Linked DNA regions of Homo sapiens: region 2 is linked to region 1. A link is a contact called in ENCODE Hi-C data. All regions are on one chromosome and are shown on one strand. The core of a region is the stretch at or near the end of the contact, and the rest is flanking DNA. Distances in the headings are between cores, read along the strand shown. Region 1 holds the start of MYEOV (myeloma overexpressed). Region 2 holds the start of ANAPC15 (anaphase promoting complex subunit 15).

What was found. A loop is a pair of places that touch in the nucleus more often than their neighbours do. Pooled maps may share reads with other maps.
Region 2: a map with no recorded cell type shows a loop between it and region 1 (9-fold over the local background). The contact joins the promoter of ANAPC15 here to the promoter of MYEOV in region 1. A Hi-C loop is called at or near these places in 2 of 37 single-sample maps with no recorded cell type and 2 of 50 pooled maps.

Annotation. Positions count from the first base shown.
Region 1 is chr11:69,292,593-69,295,404 of GRCh38, forward strand. MYEOV (myeloma overexpressed) reads left to right here and starts at 1,563. Exons shown (of 3, transcript NM_001293291.2): 1 at 1,563-1,984; 2 at 2,641-2,812. The coding sequence starts at 2,763. RefSeq lists an enhancer at 134-685.
Region 2 is chr11:72,111,445-72,114,256 of GRCh38, forward strand. It overlaps ANAPC15 (anaphase promoting complex subunit 15), which reads right to left and starts at 1,251. Exons shown (of 6, transcript NM_014042.3): 1 at 1,206-1,251; 2 at 1-52. RefSeq lists enhancers at 521-1,058, 730-899, 1,059-1,596, 1,070-1,129, 1,230-1,289 and 1 more and a silencer at 1,260-1,477.

The sequences.
Region 1 (2,812 bases), core at 313-2,812:
GGGCACTGGGGAGACCTCCCCTGATTCCCTGGAGGCAGAGCAGAGCTCTTGTCTTTGCAGGAGCTGCAGATTCTGCCTTGGGTATCTTAGAAGCTTTGTACAGGCATCTCCAGCTCAGTGGGAACCAAATGCCATCCTATCTCCCCACCTCACTGGTGTCACCATCTTCCTGGGAGCTGTCTGGATAACCCTCTCCCTGGCCCTCACCTTTAATTTGTCCCTGAGTCCCATCAGGGTCACCCTCCATCCCACTGCCATCTTCCTGGGAGCTGTCTGGATAACCCTCTCCCTGGCCCTCACCTTTAATTTGTCCCTGAGTCCTATCAATCAGGGTCACCCTCCATCCCACCACCATCTCCCACCTGAGTGAGAATGGGAACCTCCTCTCCCACTCCCTCCAATTCCCCTCCACTACAGCTGGGGGAGGCTTCTAAAATGCCAAATATAGCCCAGTTTCTGCAACTTGCAGGGTCCCCAGCCCTCGGGAGAAAGTCCAAACCCCTGACAAAGCCTGTGAAGCCCCCTGAGGCCCTGTGGGTCTGGGGCTAGCTCTGGGCTGCAGCCCTGTCTCTGGTCATAGTCCAGCATCCACCACGGTCCAGGTGCACTGAGCTGCCGGCCCTCTCTCCCCTCCGCTGGCTCCTTCCTCCTGACTGCCCGTCTTTCCCTGGCCTCTCTATGCTTCCCGCTGGCATTGACGACAGTGTCCTGGAGAGCTGGGCAGGGAGGGCTGCCTTGGGTTCCTACTGTGTGCTCCACCTAGTGCTGGTCTTGGCCCTTAGCAAGTGCTCAGTACACCCGTGTGGAATTGGGCGGTGAGGGTAAAGGGAGGAGGAGGGAAGGGCCAAGAGCTCCCTGTGCTCAATGAAGAGAGGGACTTGAGCAAGTACTCATTTTTAGTACTTCCCAAGATGTGTACAAGAGGCCTGGGGCCAGCAGAACTCCTTGCCCCTGCCCATCCCCCTCCAGTCTATGGGGTCCACCCCCAGCTGCCCAGCTGTGAGGCCTCCATGGCTCAGCTCCTCATCTATTAAGTGAGGACAGCAGTCGTCCCCCTCACAGCGAGGCCACGTGGGTTACATAACTTTTTCTTAGGGTGCCTGGCCTGCAAGAAACCCCTAAGAATGTTCTATATTCCTAGGCCCACTGTTATTCTTAATATTACCCAGGAAAGGGTGGTGAAGCGAGTAAATAAATGAATAGGTGAATGAATAAATGAATGAATGAATGGCACCCTAGCCCCACTGTCTTCTGGGTGGCTTCAGGATCCTTGAGGAGGTTGGCCGTGTAGGTTCCCCTCAGGTAGGACCTAGGTGAGCTGGGGAGTCTTAACTCACCCAGGGCAGGCCTTAAGGTTGGGCACACCCATGTGTGGGCTCTGCCCTGGCCTTAACCGAGAGAGGGAAATGTTGACGGGGAAGAAAGCCCTGCCCACCAGGCAGCCCCACCCACCTGGGCTAGCCCCACTCACAAGCAGCCCCACCCACCTGGGTTAGTCCCACCCACCAGGCAGCTCCGCCTACCTTGGCTATCCCCCTCTGAGTTCTTGCCTTGATTCTCCTGTTACTGTCCCGCGAACCCACATCCCTACAAAGCAGGAAAGTATGCTTGGGAGAGGCCAAGTGAGTGGGGAATCAGCCCAAAGCCAGGCGTCCAGGGTCTCCCTCACCTGAAGCTGACTTTTTCCCCACCTTGGACAGAGGGCGGGAGATGCCATCCCCACTGAACCCAGTGCTTTCACCAGCCATATTAGCTCCCACTCACCCCCCGTCGTGGAAGCCTCGGCCGTCACACCTGCAGGGCCGGGGCGTGCATGGCCTCAGGGATGGCCTGTTCAGCTGCTGGGTGACTCGGGTCCAGGTGCCTCACCACCTGCTGAGCTCTGTGTGATTTCTGGACACTTCTGCTCGTTGCCTTTGGGCTCAGTGAAGAGTCTGGAGTTTATCTGGAGTGAGGTGGCCGGTTCTTGGTGGGATCTGAGCAGGTAAGAAGCAGGGTCTTTCTTATGTTTTAAGGAAAGCCCTGTGGCTGCTGGGTGGGGGACCAGCTGGAGGGGCAGGAGGGCAGCAGGTGACTCATTACAAGGCTGGGGCCATCATCCTGTGAGAGCTGGGCATGACCAGTGCAGGTCAGTGGGGTTGAGGGTACAGACCAGTGGGACCCACAGACGGCTCGGGAGTGACCAAGCCTCTGCTGAGCTGCCCAGGTCCCCTCTGGTGGACACCTCCTACCCGGAGCCCCCCAAGGTGGTGCCAAAGCTAGACCACCATACAGCCAGAGGCCTCCAGGCCCTACCCACGACAGCCCAGCTGGCTTCTGCCCAGCCACCGTCACACACAGAGGGCAGCCGTCCCCATGGTCCCTAGAGGCGGTTGAGGACCACTGTGCCTGGAGTCATCTGTGGCTATAAACCAGGAGGAGAAGGCTGCCCACCCCCTGCCCCAGAGATGGGGAGGCTGGGGCCACCCGGTGGATTTGGGCAGGTCCCAGCTTCCAGGATCATGAGGTGAAAACGTGAAGGGACCCTAGAGGCCATGGGGACCCAGGCACAGAGCGGCGGCCTCTCATCCTCCCCATGGTCAAGGAGGTCAGTGCCTTCCCGGGGTGGATTACGGATGGTAGTATCTTCCTTCTCCTCAGAGTCCATTCAGGAGCAGGAAAGTTCATCTCAGACCCTAAATCCAGCCACGTCATGCCACGCTTAACACCTCTAACAACTTCCCCTGGCACTTAGGACAGCGTCTGGCTCCTTCCCTCGGCTCATGGCCCTCAGAATCTGCGTCACATACACCCCAGCTCTCCCGATAGGTCT
Region 2 (2,812 bases), core at 1-2,500, 2.8 Mb after region 1:
CTGTTTGACCTTGGCTGAGTCACTTAACCTCTCTGAGCCTCAGTGTCTTCATCTGTAAAATGGGGATAATAACAATTATACCACTGTCAAAGTTATTCTGATAATTAAGTAAATAATGGATCAACAAAGCTGTTTGCAGGCTGTTCAAGGAGGGATGAGAATGGGAGTCAAGTGTAGGGATAGGAATCCAGAATGCAGACTGGCATTATGAAATTATACAAAATTAGAGGTAGCAGGGTTCTACTGAAACTATCCCTACCTCCTCCACACACTAAAACCTGCTTTTTGACCCTTTATGATGGCCCATACCACACCCACCCAGTGTCAGAAATTTAGGACACTAACGACCTCTCATGAATCACAGCCAAATGTCGGGGTGGAGGGATTGTAGCATATGCAAGCAGGGTTCAGTAAGACATTCTAGGAGGCATGAATAAGTGGATAAATAAGTAGATGGAAGATTGAATGGATGAACTAACATTATAAGGGTACAATCAGCTTTGAGCGGCTGAGGGAGCCGACCAGGAGTGCCAGATAATCTGAATTAAACTTAGGACAGGCGAACTGAGGCCCAGCGACAGGCAGAGACTGGCTTTAGGTCATACAGTGTGTCGGGGCTTAGAATTCCTCCGTGAAAGGGATGAGCAGGAGAAAATAATCGATGCCTGGTCCTGCTTTTGTCTTAATTTATCTGACCGACCCAGGGCCAGCCGCTGCCCTTCCCTGTATCTCAGATTCCCAACCCGCGTAATTAGGCACGACGGTAAACACCCTCATGTCCAAGAAGTACTGACAGACCAGCGATCTCGGCTCCGAAAGCCCAACCCACCGTCGCAAAGCCACCGCCCTTTCTTTGCTCATTACGATAATGACCATGCAGTTGACCAACAGAAAGAAAGCAGGGCGGGTCTCAGACAGAAATTTGGCCTTATAGGGTTGCTAAACGCGAAAAAAGCGGGGCCTGGGTAGGACCAATTAACTGAAAGAAATGCTGGGTGACAGGAAGTGACACCAATGAATGACGGACCTTGTGTGACGGGGTGGGGCTTAGTCTCGAGGAAGCGGCCAATGAGCTGGAGCTCTTTAAGGGTTAAGGACTCTCAATATGGAGCTCCTGGGGAGTCGGGTCAAAGGAAATGGGTTTCTCTGGGGGAAAAAGGAATGAAGGGGCAAGGAGACGGTTGCAGCCTTGCGTCTGTACTTACCGCGCCGGGAGGCTGCTGCCGGCGGCGACCCGGAAGCGCTTCACCCAGCCTGAGCGGAAGAACCCACCAGAATCCGGGACTCACCAAACGCATGCGTCCTTCGTCTCCTTTTGTTTTCCCCGCTCCCGCCCACTAAACCGGATGTGACGTTGACCTACCTTAGTCACATTGTTAGGGAAGGAAGTGTGCCGCGCCTACCTATCTGCCCCGCCTTGAGTCTCAGCCAGTCGGCGTCTCCATCCTGGCGCCAGCACTACGGTCTCGTTTAACCACTGCCCCGTTTAACCCCTGCCCTTTTGTTGCCAGTCACCATTTGCTTGTTAACCCCTTCTGAAGAAGAGCTGACAGCAACCTTTTAGTGCGAGGGCCATTCGTCCTGCTGCATCCCAGAAAACTAATCTGTTACTACTTCAGAATTGCTGGTTGATGTTAGGCCCCTCCTATCTGTGCTCTCTCAGCTACAGTTTCCCGTTTGAGCATATTCATTCTTTTTTATTTTTGCTCTGAACAAAAATATTAGAGTTACAATATTACTATATTCCAGGCCTTGCTAGAAACTGGGGATAAATCTAGGAATATGGTCGCTTCCCTGGAAGACCTCACAGTCCAGGGAAGCCAAACCCTGCAGACATGCAGTAGACTTAGTGGTCTCTCTTAAGGTTGCTTGTTGAGTTTTGACATTGGAGATTATGTACAGACTTGAATGACTAGTTAGCCTCAGGCACAGCATTCTGTTGCTGGGGGAATCAGCTGCCCTCCTCAGGCCTGGGCCAAGTACACTTAGAGATCGCCCTCGTCACCTCTCCCATCCTTTGCTGATGCCTCTGTTCTAGTAACCTCTGACTCAGCTTCGCCTTTAGAGATACTCATGCTTTCTGGCAACAGAGGTCCTTCAAACCCAATTCCTATTAAACTCCATCACTTACCAGCCTCTTTCAGGGACAGCAGTTATCCGCATTTCCAGTACTGTCCTGGCCAGATGTGTGAGTTTTGGCAATTCCTTTTCCTCTCTCTGGACTCAGCTTCTTTGTCAACCAGCATCATAATCTCTGCCCAGCCTTCCTTCTATCCTGGGCTGATGTGAAGATTGGATAAGAATTGTTCAAGAGGTCGTGTACTGTGCATATTGAATGTGATTATATTGCCAAATAGCACTGTTTGTTATAGTTTTTCATTAAAGAGTAAACTTTGCCTCTTGGAAATGACTACCTTTTTCATTCATTCAACAAATACCTACTGAGTGCCTTAGTATATGTCCATCACTATTCTTAGTAGTGGGTATACAATAGTAAACAAAACAGACCAAAAAAGTCCCTCTTTTCATGCAGCCTTCATTCTGAGAGAGGTAAACAATAAAGAAGATAGATAAATAAAATATGTAGTTGTAAGATTGCAGTAAATAAGAGAAAAAATAAATCTGAGAAGTGGGAATAAAATATTTGCAGGGGAGGTGTTTTATTTCAGACTGGGGGGCCAAAGTCACTGGGAAGGTGACTTTTGAGTAAAGGTCTGAAGGAGCAGAGAGCCTTCTGATATTTGTGGAAGAGCATTTCAGAGAGAGAGAATACAAGTGCAGAGGGCCTAGAATGGCTTGGGCATAGTGTCCT